2 separate regions of the Homo sapiens genome follow, and region 2 is linked to region 1. Evidence: chromatin loops called from intact Hi-C (ENCODE). Cell type or tissue: MCF 10A. All regions are shown on one strand. Links, peaks and the distances in the headings refer to the core of each region. The heading gives the core; the rest is flanking DNA.

Region 1 (16,811 bases), core at 3,820-11,819:
TTTTGTTTTCAGCATAAGAACAAGTTAACCAATGAATAAAGTAGAAAATAATGAAAAGTTAAAGCATAATTACTAGATCAATACAAAATTTAATTGTTAAAAGAAATAATGTTAGTTTTTCTACTTTCAGTACTAATTGAACAATCAGCAAATTTCAATAATATTAGTAGAAATTTTTAAAAAGATAATTTATATAAATACAATATGTGTATATATGTGAAGACTTCTGAAATCATGTTTAAATAGGTAATTTTATTTTAAAATGACAATTACTGGCTGGGCGAGGTGGCTGACACCTGTAATCCCACCAGTTTGGGAAGCCGAGGAGGGAGAGTTGCTTGAGCCCAGGAGTTGGAGACCAGCTTAGGCAACATAGCGAGACATCATTTCTAAAAAATATTAGCCAAGTGTGGTGGCATGGGCCTATAGTTCCAGCTACTCAGGAGGCTGAGGTGAGAGGGTCCTTTGAGCCCGGGAGGTCAAGGATGCAGTGAACTATGTTCACGTCACTACACTCTAGCTTGAGCAATAGAACAAGACAGTCTCAAAAAAAAAAAAAAAAAAGACAATGACAAAAATTGACATATCAATGAGACAACTTAAATAGGACAGTAAAAATTGTGAACAAAATAGGTAAAAGTGCTAACAGCAACAAGAAACTAAAGAACATCCAAGGATTGGCTTATAGGTCATTTCTTTCTAACTTGTAAAAAAAGAAAACAAAATCATCAGGTTGTAGAAAATACCTTTAAACAAAGAAGAAAAATGTCATCATCTTCAACTAATTTCTTAAGGTAAATATGTTCTTTAGTTTAAAATAAGACAAAGATAATAAGAAAAATATAAGTCATTCTCACTTGTCTATGAAAATAAAGACAAAGTATTTGTAAAACTATTATATTAAAAGATCATTTTTGAATACTGAGGTTCATTCAAAGAATAAAAAGTAAGAAACAAGCAATTCAAATATGCTCACCAAGGCAATATATAAAAATATAAGATTATACAATTATAAGAATAAAATATAATTTTTAAAAGCAGATTTTAAAAGTGAAGTATTAGTTTCAAAGACAGAGGTGACACAAAGCAGATCAGCACTTAATTGATATGATCAAGGAGAACTTTTTGTTTAAAGAACACACAGGAAAATATTACTGCTATTCTTTTTCTTAAAACCAGTATAAAATCTAAAGAGGTCATCTAACACTCCAGGAAGGACACTATAATGACAAAATTAGCAATTTAAGAGGTTAAAGGCAAACAGAAATATAAGAGTAATTAGTGAATAAACGTGCTGTACTTTTAACAAAGTAACTAGATAACATAATTTAAAAAATACAGAACATACATATACAAAATCAGAAATGACAAAGGGAGGTTATTAAAACAAAGCAACAATAGAATTATAAAGGATATTTTGCAAAATTTTAGACACTTTTTTTTTTTTTTTTGAGACAGAGTCTCGCTCTGTCACCCAGGCTGAAGTGTAGTGGCGCCATCTGTGCTCACTGCAGCCTCCACCTCTTGGGTTCAAGTGATTCTCCTGCCTCTGCCTCCCAAGTAGCTGGGATTACAGGCATGTGCCACCATGCCCAGCTAATTTTTTCATTTTTAGTAGAGATGGGGTTTCACCATGTTGGCCAGGCTGGTCTCGAACCTGGTCAGGGGACCTCAGGTGATCTGCCCGCCATGGCCTCCCAAAGTGCTGGGATTACAGGCATGAGCCACTGCACCCGGCCCAGACACATTTTAAGGCTTATACAAAATATTTTATATAAACATTTTAATAACATTTTATTTTATAAAATGTTTTTAATGAAAATATTTAATTAAAATATTTTTCAATTATACTTGACCCCAGGAGAACTGATTGAGCACTTAAAGGAATCAATTTCCTTGGAAGAAACAGAATGTATCAAATAACTACCCATACAAAAGACAAAGGTGAAATAATGCTTTATGTAAATCCTTAAGACCTTCAAAGACCAAGTAATTCTAAGTCATCCCCAACCCCCAACCCCTACCTGCCCCCCACCCCTGCCCTCACACTTTTTTTAAACAATGTAAAATCTGATTGTTGTCACTTTCTGGCATAAAAGGTCTGTAAAGTAACTTCCCACTTGTAAAGTAACATCCCATTGCATGTGAGTAGTACCTGTGAATATAATGAAACATCACTCCCATGACTATGTTATGTTATATAGCAAAAAGGAAATTATCCTGATTTGTCCTGTCTTAATCAAGTGAGGATTTTCAAAGTACAGTGTTTTCTCTGGCTTTTTGGTGAGGGAGGAAACAGAGAAACTTGCTCCTGCTTGCCTGAGAGAGAAGCAGCAGCTATCCATCTGCATTGCCCATGGAAGCCACGTGGCAAGGAATTATGGGCAGTATCTAGAAGCTGACGGTGATCTGGCCAAGAGTTAGCAAGCAAATGGGGACTGTGGTAATACAGCTGCAAGAAGATGATTCTGCCAAGTTGAAAGAGGAAGCTGACTTTTCCCTAGTCCAAGCCTCCAGATGCATCAGACAGATGCTTTGATTTCAGCCATGTGAGATCCTGAGCAGAGAGCCCAGTTAAAATGTGTCAGACTTCAGATTCTCAGAAATTGTGAGACAAATTTGTATTGTTTTAAGGTACTAATATTTTGATAATTTGTTGCACAGCAATAGAAAACTAATACAATGACCAAACATATTAACAAAATGAAACACAGTGATATTCTGAAGTCTCCAAGTGTGAAACCCTGAACATGACAATGCAACAGACATAATCTAAGTAGAATTCCTGCCAAAAATTTTAACCTGAAACTAGCCAGACAAATTCAGATTAAGAGATAAGTCCTAGAACTTATCTGATTTTTGCTAAAAACTCAATGTCATTGACAACAACATCAACGGGGAAAATGCTCTATTATGATGGACACTAGCGCAGCACATCAGTTAAATACAACATACAATCAAAGACTGGGAAAAAGTCCATTGAGATAAATGAGAATATTTAAATATGGGGTCTATTGTAGATAGTGTTTTTACTGCTAAATTTTCTGAGCATAACCATTGTATTAAGGCTATGCAGGAGAATGCTATCACTTAAGCAACATGTAATAAAGTGTTTAGGAATAAGTTAGTATCCCGTCTGTCAAATATCTCTCAAATAGTTGAAAGGAAAAAAGAAAGATGAAACAAAAGTAGTAAAATATTCAAAGATAGTGAATCTAAAAGTATATACAAATGTAGCTTGCCATACTCTTGCAATTTATAATACTCTTTTCTGTGCCTTTGAATTTCAAAATTGCTGAATAAGAAATGATGTTGCTGATAGTGTCAGGTACCTGCATTTTATATAAAAATATTTTCATCATATATCTAGCTCACAGAAGGTTGTTTTTCAATAAGAAATAGTGCTGAATTTAGTATTTTGGTATCTTCAATATAATCATTTAAGTAATTTTCATTTAAAAAGTTAAAGTAATGAAATATATAAATATGTTTATTATGAACCATCGTTGAATTATTGGAATAAATTATTATGGCCATAAGAGATTAATCTGGTGGATTAATTTGCTGTCGTTTTTTCTGCTGCATCTCATTCACAAATAATATTGGCTCCTAATTTTGTTTTTTTCTCCTGATATTATTCTTCATTATTTAAAATCAGAATATGAAAACTAATAGACATTATTAATAAGGTTTCTATTTCTTTTCTGTTTTGTCTGCTGTGTTCACCAATAGATTGTAAGCACATCAAGGAGAATTCTTGAAAGTGGGAAATAGGGTCATGGTAGATACAATTAGTTAAGGTGAGGTCCTCCTGGACTTTCTTCTTTGCACAACTAAGGCCAAGTTCACATATTGTTCTTAAGAATATTATACTGAAAAAAGAATGAGGACAGGTACAAAGGATTAATAATGCAGATTTAAAAACCTATTAAGAGATAAATTTGATAGAACAAGCGAGTGGTTATACTGGCAGAGAAAAGGGGCTGAACTGACACTATTAGGTCTCTCTGTTGACTGGATTGATAAAATGCAGAGAAGTAGTTGAGAGTGGCTCCAAAGTTATTTTCTACGTTTTATTTCAAACACTAAAAATTAATGGTGTGCTTTCACCAGTTATCTTTTGACTAATAGTTTATTTAGCTCCAAATTTATCCTAAATGGCTGATTTATATTTTACTTGGTAGTACATGTAAAAAAAAATCACAATTTCTTTTGAGTTAACACAAAATCCCTGCAAAGTAAACAAAGCTAAAATTATTAGCTCCATTTTACAGATCATGTAGCTGAGAAAAAGAAATTAAGAGATTTTCCAAACGGAGTGCAGGTAGTAAAGAACCAAATTTAAAGATAGGGTCTTAGGTATTTTGAAATTTCATGTCCATTTTTTTCTGCCATGTTGTTATGGGTTGAACACCCATGAATGCCTTATCCCAATCCCAAATAAATATTTTGAAGTTCTAACCACAGTACCTCGGAATGTTACCTTATTTGGACATAGGGTCATTGCAGATACGATTAGTTAAGCTGAGGTCATACTGGAGCAGGGTGAGCAGCTTATATGACTAGTGTCCTTACAGAAGGGAAATTTGTAACACAGACACACCCACTAAGAAAATATCATGTGAAGATGAATGCAGAGATCATGGTGATGTTCCTGCAAGCCAAGGAATGCCAGAGATTACCAGCAAACCACCAGAAGCCAGGGGAGAGGCAAAGAACAGATTCTCCCTCACAGCCATCAAAAGGAACCAGCCCTGCCGTCACCTTATGCTTGGACTTCTAGGCTCCAGAAATATGAGACAATACATTTTTATTGTTTATGCCACTCAGTTTGCATTTGCAGTACTGCATTATGGCAGCCTTAGCAAATTGGTAAATATGTGTTGCTACACTTTGATGTAGAAAATGATAATAACCAAAATTGAATAAGTAACGCATTGTATATATCTTCCTTTCACGTTGCTAAACATTCCTATATGTCGTGGTCATTTTAACCTAATCACACATGGGAATGATTGTTTGTTTGTTTGTTTGTTTTGAGACAGAGTCTCGATCTGTCACCCAGGGTGGAGTGCAGTGGTGCGATCTCGGCTCACTGCAACCTCTGCCTCCCAGGTTCAAGTGATTCTTCTGTCTCAGCCTTCTGAGTAGCTGGGATTACAGGTGTGCATCACCATGCTCAGCTAATTTTTGTATTTTTACTAGAGACAGGTTTTTGCTATGTTGGCCAGGCTGGTCTCAAACTCCTGACCTCAAGTGATCCTCCCACCTCAGCCTCCCAAAGTTCTGGGATTACAGGTGTGAGCTACCACACACAGACACACATAAGAATGATTTAAACATCATAGAAAAGCAATTTAATTAAAATTTTAACTCTTAGATAAATAGAAAAAAATTAAGTTTTCTGAGAGAAAAGCCTTAATTGACGTTGTCTTCTATAACATTTATACTTTCTCCATGACATCTTTTTCAAATGTAATTATTATGTATCACAAATCCCCAAAGCGTCCTTTTACTATGCATGTCTTAAAATTAAAATGTACTAATAATTTTCTTTTGTTATACAAGAACAATTAATATTCTGCAGCATAAGTATGTCATATGCAATTTGGGACATGCTTATATTAGACAATAATTATTTGTTTATCTGAAATTCCAATTTAACCTGAAGTATAATATTTTTTCTGACATGCCTTGACAATCTCAGTTAAATAATCTCTGGCTACAAGAGTTCAAGTGCATAGAACCAGAAAAACTAACAAAGCCGTAATGAATCCTCCAGAAATGCCACTATGTTAGTACCAGATGGTAGAGAGAACTTACTAAATAATATAATTGGCCAAAACAATAAATTTTCATTCCTCAAAAGTTACAGTGATATTAAGTTTGTCTATTTTTATTAATCAACCAATTTCAATAAAGCATATCTATCCAGGGGCTACTGAATACCTTCAGCCGTTACAAGATATACCAACAGAGACAAATTTAGAGCAATGTGTTCAAATCTACCCTGCAGAATGGAATACTCTAATACCTCACAGTAACCAGGAATAATCATCAAAATTATTCATTACTTTATAAATAATAAAAAGGGGCATTTGGTTTTCCTGGGTTAAGCACCTAGTTTTGATTTTAAAGGCATTTTTAGGATATATTAGCTTAATGCAATTTATAAAACAGGATACTCGAATTTCAAACAACATGGTGCGCTGCTTGTTTTTGCCCTTGATAATTCGATTGGATTAGCACACTCTTCCCTCAGATTTTTCAAATAACTAGATCCTTCATGCTTTTCTCCTATCAGTTCAAACAGCACCTTCTCAAAAAAAGCCTTCACTGACTAGTCTCTGTAAAGCAGATGAAGACATACATCATTCATGTAATTTCACACCATTCATGATGTTATTCACACCATTCATGTATCATGTAATTTATTGTACTTTCTTCTTATTTGAGCTTGCATGTTCAACCTATTTTTGGTACATTTCTGATGAATTTTTTGTTTACTTTTTGAAGGTGATGTCTTTTCCTACTAGAATCTAAATTCCAAATGTCCAATGTCAGATCTGTGCAACTCACAATAGTGTTCTCTGAGCTTGGCACTGTCCTTAACTAAATTTTAATGTGTTATAAAATGACAAGATTTCTCCACACCATTTGCATTGGCCCAGAAGCAACAAGCTCAAGGGCTTCAGAGACCACAAACCCTTTCTGGCAGCTCTAGGGCTGAAGTGTCAATATCTTGGTACTCTGAAAATTCATTCCGAGCAATTATTCAGCCAATGAAAGGGGTTTTGGAAGCACTTGGCATAGGCTCTCAAGTCAAATGGACCTAGATTGAAGTTCTTATTTTGCAATAGACAAAATGGCAGATCTGCGCTTCAGGCTCTTCATCAGTGCAGAAGAGTGATAAAAGTCTCATAGCATAGGGGGATTGTAAGGTTTCAATTAAGTAAAACCCGTGCTTCACATTGCAGGTTAGGAGTGTTTTTTTGTAAAGTGATTTATTCCTTATATCCATTTCCAAATATATTTTTTAAAAGAAGCAGAGTGTTGAACTTAACCTCAGTAGCCAATGTTCCAACTAGTAGGGCCTAAAAGAGCCATCAATGAGTATTATTTCTACAGGAAAATATAACATATTCACAGCACAGTATATACAGCCTTTAAACATTTTCAATATACACATATAAAAGTCTACAGAATCTAGATTCTTCTATTTTTAAATGATTCCTGGAAGTTTCTTCAAAATCAACCCTAGTGAAAAGATGAGTAATTATCTGTTATAGTTGAGAAAAAGAAATAGCCTAGAAACTAGAAATCAAAGTTCAGAGTTTTATTTTATAATATACATATATAATTCAGTAGAGCAACTCTGGAACAGGCTGGACATTAGAGTTATTGATGGTAAACCTTCTCCCCATTTTTACCTAGTAAATACTAGGGGTTTTTTTTCTCTAAGTCTGGCTACTGTCCAAGTGATAGTTCTTCTTTAGTAAAATTCTATTCTGTTGCTTAAAGGTTTTGCTATTAATAGCTTATTAGAACATCGATGAAAAACTATTGTTTAAAAAATGACATTCTTTCTGATTAAGTTCATTTTGAATTATTTACATCCATTTTGTTGAACACTCCCCTTCGATCTACACTGCATTGCACTAATGATTTTGCAGCAAACAACATAAATGTTTTCCATATTCTCTCAGCAAATGTAAATGCTAATAGTACATCTATGTGAAAAATGTCAATATAATAAGCTTAGATTAAGTACAGTGCCAAGCATGGTATGGAACAATCATATTTAATTGATGAGTGATATTATTTATTTTTAGTGATTTGAGTATTCAAAAGAAATGAAACATTTACAATACATGTTACAAAAAACATTCAAATAACCAGTCACTGTGCTTCCTTGGGGTAGAGGAATACAATTAACTTAGTTTCTTATTCAGAATGCCAGTAAGTACTGTAAGCAATATTTCATGCCTAAATATTACGATAATATAGATAAACTTCTTCCTTTATGCATCAAAATGTCCTAGAATATTTCCTGCTCTATTTTGCTTTACATTTGCCTCTATATAAAGGATTCATCCTTCAAACAGAAGCCTGTGGTATGAAACCTATGGCTATTTTTCTTACTATGCCTGGATGCTCTGTGGTAGGCAGCATTCTAAGATGAACCCTAATGAGTCATGCCTTTGTACAATTCCCTCCCCCGGAGTGTGGGCAGAGCCAAGAAAATATGCCAGAGGTGTTGGGATACCATTCTCCTAATTAGGTTACGTTCTATTGTGAATATGATGACACAGTTATTCTCAAGATTATCTATCTCAAGTAAGAGATTCTCCTATGGGCTTTGAAGGAGTAAGCTGCCATCTTGTTAAGAGAGGGCTTGTGAAAGGTTCAAATGACAAGGAATGGAGATCTTCAGTAAGAAAACAGCGACCTTAATCTTACAACTGCAAGGAAATGAATTCTGCCAACAACCGTGTGAGCTTGGAAAAGGACTCCCAGCTTCAGAAAGGAATGCATGTCAGTCAACACTTATATTGAATCCTTGCAGTGCCCAAAAGCAGAGTTCTCAGCTGTACTATGCCAACCTCCTAACCCATGGAAACCATGAGATAATAGATTTATGTTGTTATAAGTCACTTATTTTTGCTAATTTGTTACAGGAAATAGAAAACTAATACGTGTTACCTATTTTACAAAAGTCTCTGTACTTTTTCTCACGTCGCTTCCTTAATTGCAATGACTCCATATCCTACCCTTCACTCTGTTTCGCTGACTCCTGTTTATCAACTGGATTCACATCATGTGACACTTATTTAGGAGACTTCTGACACCTCTACAACAAAATAAATGAAGTTTCATTCCTCCCCTTTTGTATAGCAATTGTATATACCTTCTTACATTTTATTTTAATGAGTTTCCATATATGACTCTTAAGAGCAAGAATTGTGTCTTACTCTTACCTCCTCACATCTCTAAGTAAATAAAATACATTGTGTTTTCATAATTTATTGGAATGGTCCCTAAATTCCAAGTGCCATGTGGTCCTTAAACTCCCACCTGCATCAGAGTAATGCCAATTCTGAACATATTCTAGATCTACTGTTTTCAGATTTGGATGAATAGGTGACAGGGTTTGGATCTTTGTCCTCACCCACCCCACATGGAATTGTAATCCCCAGTGTTGGAGATGGGGCCTAGTGGGAGGTGATTGGGTCGTGGGGGTGGATTCTTCATGAATGGTGTAGCACCATCACCTTGGTGCTGTTATCATGACAGTGAGTGTGAGTTCTCATGAGATCTGGTTGTTTAAAAGTGTGTAGCACCTCCCCCATCTCTCTTTCTTGCTCCTGTTCCAGCCATGTAAGACGTGTTCTAGAAATAGTGATACCTTAAGGTGAAGTGATGTGTGAGATAATCACATGCCCATTTTCAATAAATTTTGATATGTGCCACAACCCCACCTCCATCTGAGAATTATTGCCTATTGAACAACTATTGTCAATGAATGATTTTAAATTTTCCAGGTATTTTGGGGTATAAAACAAATTGGAAAACAACCACTATGAATTAATGGAGCTAATTTCCGTGTATGGCTCATGGAAATCCATCACATTACTTCGGTTATGAGCTAAGGTCACAGCCACTGGCAAATTTCTTCATCAGAAGAGAATTGCTAGCAAATTAATGAATTAGAGAAATGTTCATGTTCTTAATGCCTAGAAGTACATTAAAAAGTGCTTATCTTTCAACATATTTTATACTTTATGCCAAGAGCATGTTAAAACAACTCTCTCACAGACATAAGACTGGATGGGTAAACAAATTTAGCAATCTGAAATAAAATCAAAATAATTTTATAATCATGCTTTATATTAAAAAATTACAGCAAATCTCTAAATTGTAACCATAAATTTTTATGAACATGTACAATTGTTACTCTAGTATAGGTTACTTCCTTTATCTCACAGAACTAGCTTCAGATCTAGTGACTATTAAGTTGTCACTTTTTATATTTAAGACCATGAAATATGTTAAAGAGACATCTAACTTGATTAATAACTTCACTTCTCTCTTTGATGCTTTTTTATTTACTATATTTTGAGCTTTAGCTCTGTTATCATATTGTAGTTAGGACATTTAAAGAAAATATGTGTCTCTGAAAATATTCTTATGATACAGGATATTTAAATGTCTAACTCCTTCTACCCTGATATTTACATCACATAAAACGTCCTCACACTAGATACTAATTAAGGACCGTTATTGATTTTTCAGAGAGCAATTATTGATAGTCATGAGTGAGTATAAAATGAACTATCTTTGATGTTATGATGATTGCATTGGTCAGCATAAAGAACTGTAGCCCTTTATTCAACAGAACGGGGCCTCATAACATACTCATTTAATTTGGCAGATTATAATATGCTTTTCTATTAATGCTGGCTAGATTTCAACCAAATGACTATGTAGATGTAAAAGACTTAATATCCTATTAGCAACCCTATGATTCATCTAGTCCCCCAGTCTTGTTTCTAATCATAGCTTCTAATATTATATGTAATATTGGAATGTGCCTATAAAAATTTAACAAATTGAAACTTGAATGGTTGAAATATATACTAGTTAAAAGCTCTCTGTTGATCCTAATTTATTTTATTGTATTTTCATATACCTATCAAATCCATTTATTATATTTAGCTTAAAAATGTACACACACATTTTATAGTTAGCAAATCTACCAGTGAACAATTATGTTTTCAAGTAAGTACATTATCTTAGGATAAACACAAATTGGCTTGTAAAAAAATACAATCTATTAGCTAAGTGTGGCTTAAAGGGTTACCATACATTTGTATTACCTTTAAGTGATGATACTTACTTCTGAGGAGTTTAAGTATGGTAACCAAGAAGATAGGGGAGTAAAACTAAGCTGTGAATGGTTTCCATTCCTAGCAGAAGTATATCTTTTGAATAGCTCATAAAAAGGCTGGAATATTATATTTAGCATTTGAATAACATGAATCAACATTTTAAATAATGACTGAGACAGTTTTAAAATAAAAACAATCTTGAACATTACACATATCTAAAAAATTCTTACTAATAAATTCAGAGATTTGAAATAAAATTTGAGAATCACAAGTAAAAACTTCCTGCTCACTTTTATCCACCTGTAGTCAAGCTTACTTAAGGTGAAACATAGAAGTGAATACACAAAGAAAAATTAGTATAAGCTTATATTTTGGGCTGAAAGGATAGACTACTCCATTTGACAAAGATAGTGTTAGTATAAAATCATGTGGTTTAAAAACAGAATCTGCAATTACTTCTTCCCTCCAACATCCGAAAATTAAAATGGTTTATTATAAATGAGTCTAATTAATTTAGATTATTCTATGGTTATATTATTGATACCTATAGAAAAATACTCTTATGATGAAAGCACATCATAAGTCATAAAATAGTTATTTATGAAATTACTGATTTGCTTTCCATAAAATTTAACATAACTATTACAGATTCTATGCTGACTTCTCAGGCACAAATTTTGTTGAAATATTTATGGGGTTCACACTATGAAATACAAAATCTTTGTGTATATATATGGCCTTGAAATTAGAATAATTACAAGAGGGAAATCTAGAAGCTGCTTTTATTTTTTTTTTGTTTGTTTGTTTGGTGTTTTTTTTTTAAAAAGACTTCTGAAAGTGCCAAGCAATATCGTTGAATTTATTTGAGGAAAATAATAAATACGTTGTTATTGTGTATGAGTGGGTACACTAGTACTTAGGAGGGTCCACAGTTAGAAATGAAGGTGACCCTCTGGTTAAATAGCATGGGTAGATTTTGATTTATGTAGATTGTCGCTGGTAGAAAATAAGCCCTGCTCATAAATCTTGGAAAGTAGGGTAGAAGGGGTTAAGACAGTATTTAATATTTGTATGCCTTTTAATGGTTGTATGAATGTCTTTTCAATTGAATCTAAGTAGTTTAATCATAAAGGTTGTATAAGGAAATTAAATATGTCTTTAAAGTAAGAACTGTAAACACCTACATAATTAATATATGATTTTCAGTACTTATTAAGGTGAAAAATGTTATACTAAATGAATACATTTTAAAAATTACAATGAATAGCTTATTTCCCTTAGCCAGAATTATTGTTTAAAGGGTGTATGCTCTTCAATACAATGTCCCTCATGGCCAATTTAAAATATTCCACAGAATTAATTTCCATTGTATTAGTGATTTTCAGTGACTCCAAGGAACTTCAATGTTTAAACAAGTGCATTGTTCATATACAGGAAGAATTATTTTCAGAATTCAAGTAACCCAAATTATTCTTGACACCCACGTTTTATCAAATGGAGTTTCTATCTTCTTACAGTGACAATACTGGGTAATTAAAATATATTGATCAAATCATTAACCAATTGATAACAAGTGCTATCCTAATTGCCTATTGTGAAAGAGATTTTAAAATTTAGTTTTTTCTTTTATTTCATAAATTTTACTTATTTTATAAAGTTTTTATGGAGCCAAATAAAATATACCATTTAAAAATTACATTATTTAAGTCATTTTTTTGGAGGTGTTAAATATAAAGTTGTTCTGTAAGTATACAAAATTATTGCAGAGCAACAGAGAAATTAGCTTGGATATATGAGAAATAATAGACAAAACTAAAGAATAAAAGTTAATTTTAAAGTATGATAGATGGAAAATATAATGCAATGATCATCATTCTTTGTGGATCAAGTTTTGTGGCTGGAGAGATGCAAGGATGCCTTTCTAACTGAACTATTTACCACTTCTGCCATTTTCCAGAAGATGTTCCCCCAAAAATTAAACTCTGATTTGACTTCAGATAGACAGATGGGTAGATAGATAGATAGATAGATAGATAGATAGATAGATAGATAGATAAATAGACAGACAGATAGATTATAGATAGATTATAGATAGATAGATAGATGATAGATAGATAGACTATATATATAGTCTTTTAAAATATTTTCTTATATCTCTTTGTATTTCATCTTTTTTATTTTTCTCTTTCTGAGTATGTTTTAGAAATATGTCCAGGGAAAGATAAGAGTAAACTCATCTCTTAAGTTTCTTTTAGCAAATCATGTGCTTGGCTTATTCCAGTTCTAAAAAACCAAGAATATGCCTTATAACACATGAAGAACACCAAAAACAATTTCCAGCAGGACTTATATGTTTATGAAAATCAGCAGTGAAAACTTTAAAAAGTCAAATGCTCAGTAAGTTTGCGGAATTAGAATTTCTGTGAGTGGTTTGAACATTTCCATTTATTTAAAAGAATAGGCCAGGCACAGTGGCTCATGCCTGTAATCCCAGCACTTTGGGAGGCCAAGGCAGGCGGATCACCTGAGTTCGGGAGTTGGAGACCAGCCTGACCAACATGGAGAAACCCTGTCTCTACTAAAAATACAAAATTAGCCAGGCGTGGTGGCACACGCCTGTAACCCCAGCTACTCAGGAGGCTGAGGTGGGAGAATTGCTTGAACCTGGGAGGTAGAGGTAGCAGTCAACTGAGATTGTGCCATCGCACTCCACCCTGGGCAACAAGAGTGAAACTTCATCTCAAAAAAAAACAAAAACAAAAAAACAAAAAACAAAAACAAAAACAAAAAACAGCATAACTAACTCTCTGGAGAAGACAGTAATGTACAGACAGATTTGAGAAGACCTACCCTAACTAACTAAGCCAATGTTGCTACATGTGTGAACTTATTACAAATGAAACTATAGGGCAACTATGAAGAGTTTTATTTAAATGGCTCCACAATGGTTCAGTCCTGCCATTAGCACTCTCACCTCCAGTCACATATAATTGATTCAAGTGCTCTGTTTTCTGCTAACCTGTCACTCATTAAGATAGTTACTTTGCATTTTGATACTGAATGTATTCCTTTTTGGGAGAGTTAGATACATTCAGATTATTTCTTTATCCTAAAGACAAATTTCTCCATTTTGGATGAAACTGCAGAAAGGAACATCTCTTAAAAAAAAATAGCAATAACTCTTCCTCCCATGTTGAAGCCCCTGATTTCCAACCCATCAAGATATTTTACTTAGGCAACCAGTTGCCTTCTTCCAAGTATCTGGCATATTATATAACTAAACCACTGGAAAAAGGTCAGAAGTTGTCTCTCTTATAATAAATTTATGACAATATAATTCACAAATTCAATTTAACATTTTGGATGCTGCTAAGATAATGACATGAAAAGAACTTAAATACATATAGTCATTCTTTTTTTTCTTGAATCCTCATGAAAACATATAAACATTGAAAAATGGCAAAAAAAAACCCTAAATTTAAAGTGTTATCAAAGCGTGAAATAAGTTTATAGTAATTTACTTTTTTATGACTTTAATCTAGATTCTAGATGTAATATGATTTATCTTGAATAATCACAAAGTACTAAAGGTTTCCTTTTAATAGTAACACTTTTGGTAACAGTCAGTATGCAGTTAGATTATACCATGGTTAATAGTCATCACCAAATCTCAGGAACTCAATACAAGAGAAGCTAATTTCTTGTTTACAGAAAGTTTACTGTGGGTCTGGTCTGCTCTATAGGACTGTTGTCCTCTATATCCTCAGGAAACCAGTGATGGAGTCAACTTATGCTAAGAAATCTCCAACATTTTACACTTGTACTATCTAAACCATATGATCTCCTTATTAGGTGAAACAGGGGAATGAGCACTTTCACCTTAGGATAATGTACTCAATGAAACTATATTTTTAAAATAAGAACATTTTTTTCCCTGGAAAATAGCAATATATGTTACCCATTAAAACTATACCTGCATTGCAAGAAATATTTATACAAATTATTCAGGCAAAAGAAAATCCCAGAAGAAAATTTCAATCCACATACAAAATTAAGTGAGTTAAAAAGGTAAATATTGGGATGTATATAAAAGATATTTTTCAGCCTTTTAAAATTAAATTAGAATTAATTATTTAATGCAAACTATAATAACAAGTTGTGAAGTAACATATAATTGATTCCAGTACTCTATTTTCGTATATAGAATTTAAATTTATAGAAACAGCAATTTACATATATAGAAACAATAAAACATAATATGAGGAGAAAATGATACTATACTATTATGTATCTTATACTATAAGTAAATATATGTAATATTTGAAGATAGTGATAATTTTAAAATGCTCTTTGTAAACCGTAGAATAATCATTACAAACTAAGATAGGCATAATTAATAATGCAATACAAACAAGAAACTGAAAATTTAAAACATTCAGTAAATCCAAAAAAAGCAAAGAAAGAAGAAAATATAACTAAATAAGCAGACATAAAGATATTAGATTTAATTCTGAAAATGTCAACCTTACAATTATATTAAATATAAACGGTCTAAATACCGCAAATGATAGGCAGACATTGTCATAAACATAAAAATGTTTAAGGCAGACATAAAAATGCATGACCCAACTCTAAACTGCCTGAAACAATCATAATTTAAATATCATGATATAAGGTATTAAAGTGAAAATAATTTAAAAGATATAATAAAAAAATAAAACTAGAGTGGCTATACTAATGTCAGACAAACAGTATTTTGGAAACTGTAATATTTTCAGGGAGGAGAAAAAGGGAAATTTCATAATAATGTTTTCTTGATTTTTTTTAATCAAGAAAACTTAAACCAAATCAGCATGCTTTTTTAAACACATGTATTTAAAAATACATGCAAAGAAAACTGATAGAAATCAAAGGATAAGTAGACAAATACATAATTATAGTTAAGATTTTAATATACCTCTCTCAGGAACTAATAAAGCACACAGAATAAAATTAATGTAGAAAAGAAACACCTAGAAAGCACTATCAAAGGGCAGACTTAATTGACATTTATATGGCATCCACCCTCAAATAGCAAAATACACATCCTTTTCCTTGTGAATGTAATATTTACCCAAACCAGTCATTTTCTGGTCATAAATCAAATTCCAATAAATTTAAATAATTTGAATAATAGAAAGTATGTTTTTGGTTGCAACAAAAGTAAATTAGAAAGTATTAGTAAAAATAGACATTTTATTGGCCTCAAAATTTTACTTTCCCCAAAATTGGCAAGTGGAGAAGACCTGTGGTTACTGCCCCAGCCCAACTCCAGCACTACCCTCATAGAACAGAAACATCATTCTGAAAAAAACAGGCCTCTGTCCCTGCCCCAAGCAGTGGTGGAGTGTTGCAGAGATACTTGTTTTTCTTTTTGCAATGGGAGAAGCTAGCTATAAGAACAGAGAGATCCATAATTTTCCCTAAGGGGACTGACTTTATTTGGTAATTAAAGTGGGCTAGTTTAAGCCTATCAGTATTGTCAAAATAAAATGGAGACTTTGGTGGTGAGCAATTAAGAGGATGCAACAAACGAACATGCAACAGCACGTAGGAAGCACCATGATAGAAGCAAGCAAATTGGATAGACCAACTAGAAGTTTCAGAGAACCAAAAAATGTAGCTGTTAAAAGAGTTCTCCTGGGATTAGAGCAAGTTTCAGAGATGGGCCTCTAAGACTATCTCAGCAGAGGGGCAGTAGTTTAATTGGATTATACAGTGAGACAACTTATGCACAAAGACTTGACAAAACAATTGAGTAATTAGTTAGCAAGTAGTGGAGGCTCACAGCTATATGTAATACTAATAGAGGCATACCACCGAGTAGTTTAACAGGGATACCAGGTAAGACACTGTCAAAAAAAGCCTGTCATTTATAAGGCA
Region 2 (16,811 bases), core at 2,860-10,859, 310 kb before region 1:
GCAAGGAAAAGCTCTACTGGAAACTGTTTATTTTTTCTATTTAAATTAATTCTTAAATTCTCAGTGTTTTCTATCTTTTAGCTATGCTGAAGATGTAGAATGTGTGTTCATTTTGTTCTTGCGGTTCATCTCTACAGTTTTTGAAATACTATGCAGAGAGATTTGCATTTAGGCCATTAGTATGGCTATCTGAAAGTTTAAATATTTTATTTGATCTATGGTGGTTATATGTATTAATTCATTTTGTTAAACTTCGTGGAAGTGTGTATTGATGATATGTACATTTTACTATATGTGTGTTATAATTAAATGTAAATAATTTCCCATAAAAGAAAACTTAAAAAATTAATGCTTTGTATTAGGGTTAGGTCAAGACACTTTTCAGGAGGATCAGGTAAGTGACTTTTGTAATGGTGAGATTAGCTGATCATACCAGAAGCTATAATGGTGATAATGAAGTTTCAGAGAAGGAAGTGGCTATAACGTGAACAGAATTTGGTAATAAAGAATTCTGTCTCACTAGATGTAAACAATGACAAAAACGACAAAAATAATGATTATTCATAATTTTTTATTTCAGGGACTTCATTGATTTAAAGTATTCATGTTGCGGCTAGTTGTGAGCATTGGGGATGTGGATGGGTATGTGAAAAATCGGAAAACAGAGTGAACAATGAGAAAAAATATTGCAATTCAGTGAATGTTATAATTCAATGAATATTGAATATGTATTAAGCAGCTATCATGCTGTAAAGACAGTAAAGAGCTACATATGACCGGGCGTGGTGGCTCACGCCTGTAATCCCAGAACTTTGGGAGGCAGAGGCAGGTGGATCACCTGAGGTCAGGAGTTCAAGACCAGCCTGGCCAACATGGGGAAACCCTGTCTCTACTAAAAATACAAAAAATTAGCTGGGCATGGTGATGGGCGCCTGTGATCCCAGCTACTCTGGAGGCTGAAGCAGGAGAATTGCTTGAACCCGGGAGATGGAGGTTGCAGTGAGCTGAGGTCATGCCATTGCCCTCCAGCCTGGGCAACAAGAGCGAAACTCCGTCTCAAAAAAAAAAGCTACCATATAAGATCATTTTTAGAAAAAATTAAATTTTATACCAAGTAAGTATCTAGGAACAACCAGGCATTATGTATTTTAGTGTGTGCCTTAGAGTTAAGATGTAAGTACTCAGATTGGTCACTGATGCAAAAGATGTTTCATGCTAGATGTGCACACAACATTGAACAGTACACATTTTGTGGCTCTCTTCTTTTGGACCTCTGATGACAAGCTTCATGGTAAGAACATTACCCTCCCCTGGCATCCTGTGTGCTGAGATCCAAAAGCAGTATGATATGGCATAATCCTAGCCTCCAGCTTGATTCTTCCTCTTCAGCATTCATGGTTAGAGAGAACTGTATTTCCTCTGATACAACCAAGGGCTGACTTCCAAGACTCATAACCGTAGCTTTTGGAGGTATTATACCTTTGGCCTTGGATCCTGGCCTGCCATATCTTTAGAGTTCATGAAGTCTTAAAAGTCCAGCTGTCTTTCTAGAAGATTACTTTACAAGAAGTCAGTCTTGAATAATTAACAATTACTACCTTGAAGCAGTGTGCAACCCCTGAAGCAGAAGACATGATACTTACAGTGAGGTGATAATTTTATTTTTAGTTTCAAAAGACCTGGGGAAAGTGGAACAAGTAGTAGAAAAGCAGGAAATAACATGGGAGGGATAGACATAGATATAGATATAGATATAATCTCCCATATATGTATATGTATGTGTGTGTATATATATATATGTATGTGTGTGTATATATATATGTGTGTGTGTGTGTGTGTGTGTGTGTGTGTGTGTGTGTGTGTATATATAATGTATGTGTATATCCCTGACTCTCTGGCAATCAGTTCAGAAATTAAGGAGTAAGCCTGAATCACCAGGACAAGTCATAGTTCTATGGAATAAACAGGTAGCCAAAATAAAGCACAAAATAAAAATTTTGGCAGATGTTCCAAGTTCTCCCTATTTGCAAAAATTAGCAAGAGAGAGAGAGAGAATTAATGACCAAAGGCCCAACTTCCACCTATGGAATAGAAGAAAGAAAGTAATTTAAATATTTTCCTGAGCCAACACAATATATTTTCATTTCTACTTTATATTGTTTTTGTTGTTCTTTTCACATCATTTATTTTATATTGTCATCATTTTGTTAGTTTCCTAGCTTAATATCACTACAGTCCCTTACCTTTTCTCTTACCTTTTTTGCTTTTCTTGAATATATATTCTTTTCCTTTGAATTAAAAAAGACCTTCTCTGTGTCTGTATTTAATTTGTATAATTTCTCCTGAGATAACTTCAGGTGCACAGGCAAAGAGCCAGATGTGCAATTTCTGCAGAGCTCTGCAAATTGTGTGAAAACAGGGAAGGTTAGATTTTTTTAGACTTGCTCTAAAATCATGAGAACACACCAACCAGGAAGTTTAGATTTTAAATAGTAATCCTTTGGGAAATTCCATTCCAGTAGTATTTTAAGAAATTGAAAACAAAACTTTATTTTTTAAAAGGAGATATATTGTGAAAGAGAGAGGTGATTGAGTTATGACTTGACAATTATAAATATTGGAGTTTGATTTATGATATACTATTCTTAATATTCATGTAGAAGGGAAACATTCCAAGATTGAATTAAACCTGTTTCCCATTGTGTTACAAGTCTCTTAATATACATGTTTCTGTCACAATCTGTGTGCATTCTTTGACCTTTACTTCCTGCCTTCCCCCTTGTCTTTTCCCATACAACAGTTTTGCATGGCTTATGGAGTGCTCACCTCATGAACAGGCACACTGAATCTGAACATACTGCTATTTCTGAGTCACTGGGAAAACCATTATTACTTCAAAATGATGCATCATTCATCATGTCACTGATGCCACTGTTAAAGCTTTATTCTTCGATTAAGTTGAATGTCAGAAAATACAAGTCTCCCTGGGAAAGATAACACAAAATGTTTAAATTAGTCTCTCGGAATGTAGTATAAATTCAATTTGGGTCTTTTCTTGAGAACAGAGGTTAATAGATAAAGAGGGGAAGGAAAGGATTATAAAATCACTGGGTGCCTAAGGAATAGGGAAGTATCACTAGAGAAGGAAATAAGAGCACAGAGAAGAGGCCAGAGAGGTCAAAGGTTAATTTCCCCTACTTTTCATTTGGGACAAGGCCACAGAATATAGAAGGAATCAGTCATAATTTTGTTGGGTGCTGATAATATTTTATTTTATTTTATTTTAGCTCCAGGATACATGTGCAGGATGTATAGGTTTGTTACATAGATAAACGTGTGCCAGGGTGGTTTACTGCACCTGTCAACCCATCACCTAGATAGTAAAACCATCAGGCATTAGCTATTATTCCTGATGCTCTCCCATGCTCCTTCTCCACCCCCTGACAAGCCCCAGTGTGTGTTGTTCCCCTTCCTGTGTCCATGTGGTCTCATTGTTCAGCTCCCACTTATAAGTGAGAACATGTCGTGTTTGATTTTCTGTTCTTGCATTAGTTTGCTAAGGATAATGGCTTCCAGTTCCGTACATGTCCCTGCAAAGGACATGGTCTCGTTCCTTTTTATGGTTGCATAGTATTTCATGGAGTATATGTATCACATTTTCTTTACCCAATCTGTCATTGATGGGCATTTGGGTTGATTCCATGTCTTTCCTATTGTGAATAGTGCTGCAATGAGCACACATGTGCATGTATCCTCATAATAGAATGATTTATGTTCCTTTGGGTATATATCCAGTAATGGAATTGCTGGATCGAATGGTATTTCTAGTTCTAGGTATTTGAAGAATCACCATACTGTCTCCCAAAAGGGTTGAACTAATTTACATTCCCACCAACAGTGTAAAAACATTCCTATTTCTCTGCAGCCTTGCCATCATCTGTTGTTTCTCAACTTTGTAACAAATGCCATTGTGACTGGTGTGAGATGGTATCTCATTGTGGTTTTGATTTGCATTTCTCTAATGATCAGTGATGTTGAGTTTTTTTCGATATGTTTGTTGGTTGCATAAATGTCTTCTTTTGAGAAGTATCTGTTCATGTCTTTTGGGAGGCTGATAATTATTAGTCATCATTTTTGGTAACTAATTCTACTCAATGGAGAACATTTCCATATTTTTAATGCCTCTGCCATAGTAATATTACAAAATGAAAATACAGAGCTGACAATCAGAAAGTTTGGTCATTTAAATAAAGACAGAATTTACCATTTTGGAGAGATGTGAATTTGAAGGAATCCCAAATGGGCAGTGGTTTCCTCCCTCCTTCCCTCTTGTTACACTCAATGTACATTGAGCTCGAAAGAGCTATCTTTGTTTATCAGGTCAGCATAGGATCTGTCCTTAATTTTCACATACCTAAAATAGCCAAAGTATACAATCAAAGAGCAGAATGGTGACTGCCAGGGGCAGAAGCAGGAAGGATTTGGAGCTGCTAATCAACAGGCAAAGTTACAGTAATGAGAGATGAGTAAGTTCTAGAGATATGCTGTATAACACTGCCCCTGTAGTTAACAGTGTTGCTTTGTACACTTAAAAGTTTAAGAGAGCATATCTCATGTTGTGTTCTTGCTATAATAAAATACTTTTTTCAAAAAATGAGATAATTCAATGTCCTTAAAATGCCTTTTAAAAGACTAATATTGGCTTGACTAAGTGTGTGTATAGTTACCATAATCCCAATATGTGAGTTAGCGCATAAAACTTCCATGAAAAATTCAACTCATTATACACCATACAATTTTGTCCCTAAAAAGAATCATCTTTGTTCATAGACATCCAAGTTATGTTTCTATACTCTCCCTTTGATTCTACATTAAATAAATATACTCTAAATACTACTTTTTAAAATAAAAGAGACTAATGTATTGGAGGGTTATCCTTGTACATCCTTGAAACTGAAGAAATTTGGACTGAGCAAGGTGGCTCATATGTGTAATCCTAGCACTTTGGGAAGCCGAGGTAGGAGGATTGCTTGAGGCCAGGAGTTCCAGACCAGTCTGGGCAACATAGTGAGAGACTATCTCTACAAAAATAAAAAATATATAAATAAAAATAACCAAGCATGGTGGCACTTATGCCAATTGTATTCCTAGCTACTCAGGAGATTGAGGTGGGAGGATCACTTGAGTCCAGGAGTTCAAGGCTGCAGTGAAGTATTATCATGCGACTGCACTTCAACCTGGGCAACAGAATGAGACTCTGTCTCTAAGAAAGGAAAGAAAAGAAAAGAAATTTGGACAAAATATCCAAAGCTATTCTAAAACTATTGATAAGCATAGACTAATTTCTAGATATGCAGATATTTTCTGGTCTAGAATATGAAACATCAAACTCAATCACCTAATGAGAAAGGATAACTTAAAGAAATAAGGCAGCCTGAACCCTGGATCTAGAGATTCAACTCAGCACTAATGCTACTGACAGTTTTCTATCTATTCTTGAATTTCTTCTCCACGTCACATGTCCCTAAGGTGCCTCAAGATCAGCTACTGTGTAGCATTAATCTTACATTTTAACCTTTCCATGTGAAGAAGTCTGCCATTTAGCTTACATGAGTGTAGATACATGGCAAGTTTTTTAATCACTGAATTTGCACATGGGGACCTATGTCATAGATTCTAAATAGGTTGATTATCTCCATTATAGGTCATATTTGATGACCTTGAGATGTCATATAATTATGGTCAGAATGACTTTGACTTATTTAAAAACTCTCAGTTCTTTTGGAAATATCCCCATTATTCTTAAACTGTAGAATTATAATTTGCTGATTTGACTTGCCTGGGACTTTTTTTCTTGGGAGCCAAAAATCTTTACAAAGGACACCTGTCTCAGGTTTGTCCTAAGCCAATTATAATCTTATCTTGGATTCAATAACTATTAACAAACAAATGTGAGATGACTAGGTAGGTCAAAGTATAATAAATTACTAGTCATGCATAGGTAGTTCATTTCTTTTTTGTTCATGTACTACTCTCTAATCAACAAGGCTTTCAATATTTATTGTAGAATCATATCAAATTGTTAAATAGCTTTTATCATCTCAGGCCTTAATGCTGTTTTTAAAAAGTATTTAAAATTTTATATAATATTAAAATATTTAATGAGTTGCTATAAAATAATGCCATTTGAATCCCCATTCAAAATAATAGTGCCTAGGTTAATATTCAAGTAGGTTTTAATAAACATATTTAATTAGTGGTTAAAATCAACACTCTATAAATACATAGATCCCAGAGTCCTATTTACTTGAAATATTGATAGAAAATAGTAATGACATATGAGCAAGTTAAAAGCATTTTGTTTTGAGTTTTTCCCACTCTTCCCTTCCCTTTCCAAAGACAGAGGAGCCTCACCTTGTGGCCTCCACCACCACAGGCCCATGGGGACAACTGCCAGACTACTGCCCATGTTCCCTTAAGGCCCAAGGGCTTTTCAGTTGGCTTGGAGTGAATGCTGCCTGGCTTGGGATTCACCCTTCAGGGCTGTGAGCTCTGCTCTGGCCCAAGGCAGGTCCAGAAATGCCGTCCAAGAGCCAAGTCCTAGAGGCAGGGACTCCAGGGGCCTACTTGGTACTCTACCTCTCTGTGGCTGAGCTAGTACCTAAGCAGAAAGGCAAAGTCCCCTTTACTTTTCCCTTTGCTTTTCATAAGCAGAAGAAGTCTTGCCCCATAGCTTTCATAGCTGGGAATATGCTGAGTCTCACTTGAAACCAGCAAGTCTCAGAGTCTCAAACAAGGCCCTCAATGTAGTACCTGGGTGTCACTGCTGGGCTCTTCAGTTAGCAGATGCTGAATCCTGCCAGAACTGCATCCTTCCCTTGAAGGCAGTGGGCTCCCTTCTGGCTCAGGGTGTGTCTAGAAATGTTCATTGGGAGCTAGGGACTGGAATGGGGGCCTCATGACTTTGACTTGTGTTATATCCTGCTGTGGCTGAGCTGGTATCCACGACGCAAGACAGAGTCCTTCCCACTCTTCCCTCTCCTCTCCTCAAGTTAAACAAAGGGGTCCCTTTTGGAGCCAGGAGCTGTGCAACCTGGGGTTAGGGGAGGGGTCAAGCCAGCACTCCCTTAGCTGGCTCAACTGATGTCTCAGTAGGTAGTTGGCCCTACTCACCCAGTCCCCTGGCTCTGAGCCCAGTTCAGCACTAGGACTCACCTAGGAATTGCAGTCTGTGTGGCTTAGGCTGCCTTTCAAGATTATTTAGAACCCCGGAGCACTTTAGCCTGCAGTGGCGAGGCTTGTGGAAACTGGAGTTCAGACTACTGGGATGGAAGACTCCCCTCTGGCTAGGGCTGGCTAAAATGCTACCTCTGTGGGTGAGTGTCAGCTGAGTTTGCTCTGGGTTTCCTTTCTGCTCTAACAGGACAGCACTGATTGCTGTGCTCTGTCTCTCCCTAGTGCACAGAAACGCGCCCCTTGCACCATACTGTGGCTGACAGGGGATGGGGAATGGGGGGATGATCATAATTCAAGACTTTTTTCTGCCTCTTCAGTGCTTCTTTCAGCGATATGAAGTTAAAACCAGCTCACCTGATTGAGTGCTCACCTGATTTTGGTTTTTATGAAGGTGCTTTGTGTGTGTGTGTGCGCGCGCATGTGTGTATGTGTGTGTAGATAGTTGTTACGTTGTTGTCCTTGCCCAGGGGGTTGTTGTGGGGAACGACTGGTGGAGCCTTCTATTCTGCCGTCTTGCTCCACTAATAAAGTAGAGCTTTTAACTTGTTTATTGACCATTGGATATCCCCACCAACAATGTTTCTGTTCAACTCCCTTGACATTTTTCCATTTGCTTGGATAATTTTGTCTTAGTTGAAATTTATTGTAAAAGCAGGATATGAATATATTTTCCCATTATGTACCTTGTTTTGCATTTTGAGATTCTTAATTTATGTATTATTAGTTAAAAGAGAAATCAATGTTTTAATTTTTTCTTTATTACTAATTCTTTCTTTGTCCTGTTTATGTGGCAATGCACTTATCCTGTTTGCATGACACATTCTTGGTTCATGCCTCAGCATATTTGTTAATAGCTCCTCCCTTTCTCTGTCAAAACTTGTTCCAGATAGAACGTTGAATTGCATAGTCATACTATGTTTAATACATTTTTACCTTGAGTATAATGATTTTTTCTTATATTATTGTCTAAAAGATGTGTCGTTTTCTCTTTTATATTTATGTAAAAATCCATTTAGAAAAGTTTTTGTTTATGTGATAAGAAAAAGTAAATTTACGTTATTTTCTTCCACGGTTAAACAATTGATACAATATTATTTATTGAAAATATTATCCTTTATCTTTATCCTTATGCCACTTCAATACATTGCCATATGTTTAGTAAATAAACTAATCAGAATATTCTCAAGTCTATTTCTGATCTATCCTGGTCCATTGGTCTTTTTATATATATCCTATATATCCTGAGTCAATGCCATGCTATTTTATTTAATATAGCTTTATGATGAGCTTTCATATCCAGGAAAGCAACATTTTCCACCATGATCTTCTCCTTCAAGAATGAGTTGATTCTTCTTGATTATTTATAGTTTCTTAATAACATTGTGAAATTCTTAAAAAAATGAAATTTTGAGTGGAATTGCATTTAGCTCATTTAAATTTGGGGATATTTGACAGCTTTAAAATTTTGAATCTTTCAATTTTATGTGAACATCCCTTATGTATTAACATTTTAGAATATTTAGTATCTTCAAGATCTGTGGTAACATCCTCTTTTTGTATTACTGACACTGATTTTTTGTACCTTCTCTCATTTCTTGATCACTTTCATCAGACAAAATCATTAAAGAACCACATTTTTACTCTATTGACTCTATTTTACAACCATTTTCTATTTACTAATTTATACGCTTAATTTTATCTTTCCCTTCTTGTATATTTTGGCATTTAATTTTGCGATGTTTTTCTAATTTAAGAAGTTAAGTCATTGAGTTAGCTTTTCTTGTTTTCTTAAATAAGCATTAAAGCCATAAATTTTCCTGTAAGTATAGCTTCTCTATATCTCATAACTTCTGATGTGTAATAATTTATCATGATTAATCTAAACTATTATTATTCCCATTTTGATTTCATTTTGATCTATGGCTTATGTAGAAGTACATTTCTTAATTTCCAAATTATGATTTTTTTAGTTATCTTTTTTGATTTATAGTTTGAGTTATTGTACTCATAAAACATATTGTAATAATTTTACTTTTTATAATTAATTGAGGCTTGCTTTGTGGTGAAGGATACAGTCAATTTTTTAAAAAGTTACACGTGCAATTGAAACTATTGAGCAACTTGCTTTGTGTATATTTACAATGTTTCACGTTTATCAAGTAAGTCAAATTTGCTAATTATATGAAATTTTCTATATTTTTGTTGATTTTTTTGTCTATCAGTCACAGGGAGAAGTTTATTAAAATCTCTCACTATCACCGTATATTTGCCCTTCAGTTTTGTAAATATTTGTTTTATTTCTATTGGAGAATATGTTATAGGCTTATAGACCTTGGGATGTTTACATGTTCTTGGTGAAATTAATATTTTATCATTATCATGTTTCTTTTTATATATATGTCAGCGTATTTGTGTTTGTGTGAGTGTATACTTGTGCACACACTCTAATAGCCATTGTCTTTTAATTTGCACAATAGCTGAGTTGAAATGAATGTAATTATGTACACGTTTGAGTTTAAATCTACCATCTTGCTATTTGCTCTTTATTTGTCCCCCTGCTCTGTTTTTTTTTTTTCCCCCTCGTTCCTTTATCTTTAGGACAATTATGTGTGCATGTGTGTGTATTTAATTTATTCTTTGGGACAGTCATGTGTGCATATGTGTTTGTATGTGTATGTATTTAACTATATTTCCTCCTCTATTATTTTCAGAATTTTTTACTCTTTCATTATAGTGTTAGTGCTTAGCCGAGAGATTACAACATACATTTTAAAATGACCTATGTATACTATTCATGTGTACTTCTGGCTTATTCCTGGGCAATGTAAGCAACTTAGAACAATTTAAATCAAGTCACTTTCTCACAAATCGTATGCCTTTGAACTCCTATATTTAATTTGGTATATACTTTAAAAGAAACAAGCCATAATCATTGCTTATACAGTCAATATTGATTTAGATTTGCTCTTTATTCCTCTGATTTTCCAACAGAGATAATTTTCTTTATGCTTGAATATTTTTTAGTATGCCCTTTAGTATGGCTCTTTAGGGATTAGTTCTTATAACTTTTATTTGTCTAACAAATCTTTAGATACTTTTGGTTTTGCTCATCAAGTTGCTTAGGAATAATTTATGTACAATAATTACATCTCTTTACAGTGTACAACTTTTTGAATTTTGACAGGTATAGGAACTCACAAAAATAGCACTAAAAAATAAGGTAATAGAACTTTTACATCACCCCAAAAAGATTCCTCATAGCTCCTTGTTTCTCTCTGTGTCCCTGGGCCTAAGCTACCACTGATTGGAATTCTTCATGCCATATTAGGCTAGTTTTCATGTTACACAAATTATAGCTTTGTGTTTTTTATTTATCTGGCTCCAGATCCTTCTTCTCCCTCTTATATAATGCATCTACTCAGCAATCACGTCCTTTTTAATATAAAATTTATTTTTCTTTAAGGGGAAAGTTATTTTGGAATTTTTATTAATGTATAATATCATCTTGGCCGGGCGCGGTGGCTCACGCCTGTAATCCCAGCACTTTGGGAGTCTGAGGCAGGTGGATCACGAGGTCAGGAGATCAAGACCATCCTGGCTAACACGGTGAAACCCCATCTCTACTGAAAATACAAAAAATTAGCCAGGCGTGGTGGCGGGCGCCTGTAGTCCCAGCTACTCAGGAGGCTGAGGCAGGAGAATGGCGTGAAACCTGGGAGGCGGAGTACAGTGGCACGATCTCGGCTCACTGCAAGCTCACTGCAATCTTGCAGTGAGCCGAGATTGCACCACTGCAATCCAGCCTGAGGGACAGAGCAAGACTCCGTCTCAAAATCAAATTTGTTTTTGTGTCCTGTTTGATCCACATTGAAGATATTTTCTTTTGTTTCTATGTCTATTTGTTTAATTTGTTGGTTTTATATTTGTTTCTTTAATATTCCTATTAAGTAATTGGTTACTTGCAAATAATAAATGACCAGATTATAAACATTTTATATTGTGTGTCACAGTTATTTACCAGAGATTCACAGTATTGGCAAGATTGATGTGGCATGTATGAAGTCTTTAAGGTTTTCAAAGTGTCTAAGAGGAAATCTATGTTTTAAAAATACAACAAATTTGTATTACATATGCTTTACAAGTAGTATCTAAAAAATGAGTCCTCTGGCCAGAAAACTATTCTTAATATCTAAACCAAAACACTATAGTTTTATAAATCTGTAATAGTATTTCATAAAATTCCAAAAAGATCCAGTATCTCTAAAAAGAAATCTTATTTAAGATTTTCTTTTTTTAATAAAAGGGCAAAAGATAGATGTCATATAAACTTATATGGCAAGACTTACAGATAAAACATTTCATCTCAGAACCCTAGTGAGTACTCTTTCATTCATTCAGCAAGTATTTAAAATCACCTTCTGTTTTTCAGAAACTATTCTGTTAGCAGACAAAAGACACTGCCTTCATGAAACTTATATTCTAATTAGAGGAGATAGATCATAAACATAATTATATGCAAATTACATAATATTTATGAAAGAAATAAGTGCTACAAAAATAAAGCAAGATAAAGAGAATGAAGGGAACTGGCAGAAGAATTGCAATTTACGTAAAATTGTAAGTGGTAAGTCCTCATTGAAAAAGTAATATTTTTGAAGGGAAGGATTTATTTCTACTATAAAATTATAATAGCTAAGAAATCAGATTGGTAGAATATATGTTAGAGGCATTCTATTTTGATGGAAACTGGACCTATGCCTGTAACTTCAGTGGTCCAGATTTCCTTTGAAGTTTTTACATTAAGGAATAAGTACTTAATAATAGCAGCAAGAGACACAATATAAAATATTTATAATATGGTTATTTATTATTTGCAAATAACCATTTACTTTACAGGCATATCAAAGACACAATCAAATATAAAACGAACAAATTAAACAAAGAGACACTAAAACAAAATGACATGTCTTCAATGTGGATCAAACAGGACACAAAAACAAACAACAAAAATGAATGCATTCAGATTTGTGCACACACGTGTGTGGAGTAAGAAGACTACAACTGGTTTTATGACATTAACATGCAGTCAGGAAAACCTCTGATTTAGATTATAGGCTTGAGAGCAAAGGGCGGGAATGGTTTGGTCACTAACTTGCCTGATGATTAACTGACATAATCTTGTTCAACTTTTCTATTTGTGGGCAATTGTATATGTGGCCATTGAATTAAAAAATGAAAGCTTGTGTTGTTTTGGTAAAATATGGAGCAGAAAAAAATTATTTCTACAGGACTACAGTAAAGACTAATATTTTACTTAACATATTTTATGAATACTCACTTTTTGACATTGGCAAGTGTTCATTTCTTACCACATTCTTGAGCAAAATAATATATCCTTTTTTAAAATAAATGAAAATTAACCTTATTTCACATTAACTCAAACTTTGAACCTTTTTATGGCAAATCCCCCATACATAACTACTCCAGCTGACACCTTCTTCATAAGAAATATTCATTGAATTCTGTTTGAATACCATATATCCAGTGAACAAGTGAGTGTCCTCATTATTCATGAATCAGATAGCACCCCAAGTGTACCCAGCATTAAATTGCTTTTGAACCATCTGTAATCTCTAGAAATGTCTCCTTCCAAAATGCATTTTGCAGGAAAACTCAATTTGAATTCTGCATTTACTCTAGCAGCACACAAAAGTCTATAGATAGGCTTGAAGGTCATTTTGACATTGTTCCTTTAAATAAAACTTTTCTATATTTATGGAACAAAACCCAGGAATGTTCTACATGTCACAGGATAAGATGATAGGATGCCAGATTGGTCCTTTTCTGAATAATAATAAAGCAAACCCACCCTTCCTTTAAAAATAGATGCTTGTTCTTTCTAAAACAGAAACAACATACAGCTTTGAAAGAGACAAGCAGAAAGCCATGAAATGAGTCATCAGCTGTGTTAGGTTACAGTGGGTTTATCTATGACTGTGTGTGAAAAACCACTCAGAAGAAGTCAGCAAAAGTGCAGCCAATTGCTGAGAGCTAATCATTCCGGGTTATTTTTGGAGGAACATGGTGTTTGTAGGTAGCATTGACAGTTACCAATTATTGCCTCTACCTGGCAAAATGCATGGGTTTGGAACAGTTATCATGAAGGTGTTCTCAGCAAGAACTATATTTAAACTGCTGACGCCAGTAATTGTGGATAGCTCACCCAATCCTGAATTTGATCTTAAGTGTTTTACAGTATGCAGACAAATACACTTAACTGGGGCTTTCATCGTCCTCAAAGTGTGCCTGATAAACAGCTTGCACCAAAATCCATGTTTTACAATGTTCCTTTAACTGTCTAATTTCTGTTGAGTATCATGGTATTGAAAGGAACTCTTTTACTATGGTTGCTTCAGAAATATTTAGGTGTAAGATCCTATAATCAAATCACTTATAATACTCATATAAAGGCACCCTGGTGCATAATAATATCTATATTTGGTTTTACATGGATAATTTATAGCTATTGAGATGTAATAATAAACTTGCCTTGGGAAATATAACCAGGAAAATGAATGCATTTGTTTTATTTCTGTTGATTACCTTGAAGGTGCACAATATAAAAGAAAACATATTGTTGGTATCTTTGCCTTTATGGGGGAAAAACCTTCCTTGTTTGAGGTTGTTGTGGTGATTATTGCTATTAAGAGCATGTCAAAGAAGATTGGTACTTTTTGTTCAGACTTTCTACTTCCAATTTTCCCAGGGTACAAATAAAATTTAAAGGGAAAGAACTAATAAATTATAGGCACAGCATGACTACAAAGGAAACATATAAGTTCAGAATAAAAAAATAATGAATTAGTTCACATCAGTAGAGTGGAGAGCAAACAATTACTGACTGCACCTCAGTGGCTCTGACTCATTTCCACCCATGCCTACCCTCTAGGATCAGTGAGAGCAGTACTATTTTCCTCTTTTTTAATCTCTTTATTGGCTAAAAATGTACTATATTTTACAATGACTCTCAAGAGTCTTTATTCTAACTTTATAGGATAAAGATTTCCCAGATATATATAATTGTTTATTTTGATGAAAAGTACTTCTATTTCTGTTCATTTGGATTTTAGCTGACAAAACAAAGTAAATTTGGAAAAAATACATGGAACTATAAAGAGGAAGTTTTAAAATAAATTATTTCCATAAAAGGGTGATCTCCATTGCCTAAAGGATTTTAAGTACACCAAAGAAGTTAATAATTACAATAGTTGATTCTGTTGACTATCATAAATGACACTAAAATGTGGAGAACAACTCTGACTAGGTTAACATTATTTGATTGGTTATCTTACCCTTGTTCAATTCTTTTTTTTGCCTATGGTTTTGTAATTTATGAAGTTGAAAAAATAACAATTACGTTAACTTTTTTTTGCTGTTGATTTTGGAATAAGTTAGTTGCATATGTTAAAATGGCTTTCTTGAAGAATGAATGTAGCAGCCTACTGCTGCAATAAAGATGTCCCTGGGAATTGTCATTTTTTCACTGTAAAGATAACACAAGATGTTATCTTGGTTCTAAAGAACACGTAGTTTCTTTAATAGGAACTATTTTAAAGTAACTCATATTCAGCTGCTGGGATTGTATTACATTCCAAATCAAATCTTGCTAATGCTTTCTCATCAGATAGAGTCCTCCTGTCCTTATATTGTTAATGAACGAACATACTGCAGGAGTCTCTGAAGAGCCTATGAATCTTGGTTTGTATAGGGGGGATTTTATACAATAAAGTCTCTTGTCTATTTTAAACAAAAATAAGAATGTGGTCTGCTTAATATAGAAACGAATGTGTAAATTTCTGAGCAGCTGAATTCTGTATCAATTTAGCCATCCACTCATTAAGGAAACAAACTTTTTCATAAGAGTGAATCAAGTATTTTCTCAATTCTTAGTATTATCATTCAGATATGCAATTTTTCTATAATGTATTTTATGACCAAGTTGTCTTTGTCCAAAAAGTCTGAGATAAAAAATAATTTTATATTTTGCATTACTTAAAATACTACCTGATATGGTTTAGATCTATGTCCCCACCCAAATCTCATGTCAAATTGTAATCCCCAATGTTGGATGTGGGGTCTGGTGGAAGGTGATTAGATCATGGCAGTGGTTTCTCATGGTTTAACACTACCCCCCTTGGTGTTGTCCTGGAGAGAGTGAGTTACTGTGAGATCTGGTCATGTAAAAGTATGTAGCACTTTCCTTCCCTCTCTCTTCTTCCTGCTCCATCCATGTAAGACGTGCCTGCTTCCCCTTCACCTTCTGCCATGATTGTAAGTTTTTTGAGACCTCCCAGCCATGCTTCCTGTACAGCCTGCAGACATGTGACCCAGTTAATCCTCTTTTCTTTATAAATTACTCAGTCTCAGGTACTACCTTATAGCAGTATAAGAACGGACTAATACACTACCAATCTACAACTGGATCACTCAAACATTTCTGCCAGCAATGTAAAATGGACAGTCCCACTGACAGTTTCATAACAGTCTGTTTCTTTAAATGTTAAACATGTTAAACAACTTGTTAATTTTTGCAAGTTCAAATGTTAAACAACCAGTTTCATAAAATGTTAAACAAGCTGTATTAGTCTGTTTTCGTGCTGCTGATAAGGACATACCTGAGACTGGCAATCTATAAAAGAAAAACATTTAATGGGATTTACACTTCCACATGGCTGGGGAGGCCACACAATCATGGTGGAAGGCAAGGAGGAGTAAGTCACCTCTTACATGAATGGCAGCAGGCAAAGAGAGAGCTTGTGCAGGGAAACTCTCATTTTTAAAACCATCACATCTCATGAGACTCATTCACTATCACGAGAACAGTGCAGGATAGACCCGCCCCCATGATTCAATCACCTCCCACTGGGTTCCTCCCACAACATATGGGAATTGTGAGAGTTACAATTCAAGATGAGATTTGGGTGGGGACACAGCCAAACCATATGACATACTAATAATACAGCCCAGTAATCACACTCCTGAGTGTTTATCCTAGAAAGATAAAATCTTGTGGATAGGAAAATCTTTATACAATGTACTCAGCAGCTTTCTTTGCAAATCCCAAACTAGAAACCACCCATGTGTCCTTCAGTGAGTGGATATGGATGGATTTAAAGAGGCATGGTACAGTCATACAATGGAAAACTACTCAGCAATATAAGAAACAAATAAATTATTGAGATAAAAACTTGGATCAACTCAAGGACATTATGCTCAGTGAAAAAAATCTCAAAAATTGCATAGTGTTGCATGACTCCACTTATACCATATTCTTCAAATGACGGAAATACAATGATGGAAAATGATCAGATAGAAGTTGCCAAGAGTTAGGAATGGGATAAGGATGTGACATAAAAAGGTAGCAAATGGGAGTTTCTTTGTAGTGATCAAGCAGTCTGACAGTGGTGATTACATGAATTTACCCATACAATAAAATTCCATAGTACTACATTCCTGGACCACACACATACTCTCTCTCTCTCTCACACACACACACACACACACACACACACACA

What was found. A loop is a pair of places that touch in the nucleus more often than their neighbours do. Peaks named below come from ENCODE experiments on the same cell type or tissue, not always from the same donor. Only the 100,000 strongest peaks of a DNase experiment are listed, where the experiment ranks them.
Region 2: it touches region 1 in a loop (2.9-fold over the local background); 1 of 110 quality-filtered maps calls a loop at or near these places.

Annotation. Positions count from the first base shown.
Region 1 is chr6:140,466,684-140,483,494 of GRCh38, reverse strand. No RefSeq gene overlaps it. Among named protein-coding and RNA genes, the nearest start is that of MIR4465, 210 kb to the left of the region's middle. In MCF 10A, for the core only: no CTCF peak of the experiment used is centred there; no DNase peak of the experiment used is centred there.
Region 2 is chr6:140,770,807-140,787,617 of GRCh38, reverse strand. LOC105378027 (a long non-coding RNA gene) reads right to left here. Exons shown (of 8, transcript XR_001744387.3): 7 at 2,827-2,984; 8 at 2,183-2,398. Among named protein-coding and RNA genes, the nearest start is that of MIR4465, 95 kb to the right of the region's middle. In MCF 10A, for the core only: no CTCF peak of the experiment used is centred there; a DNase peak (open chromatin) is centred at 7,197.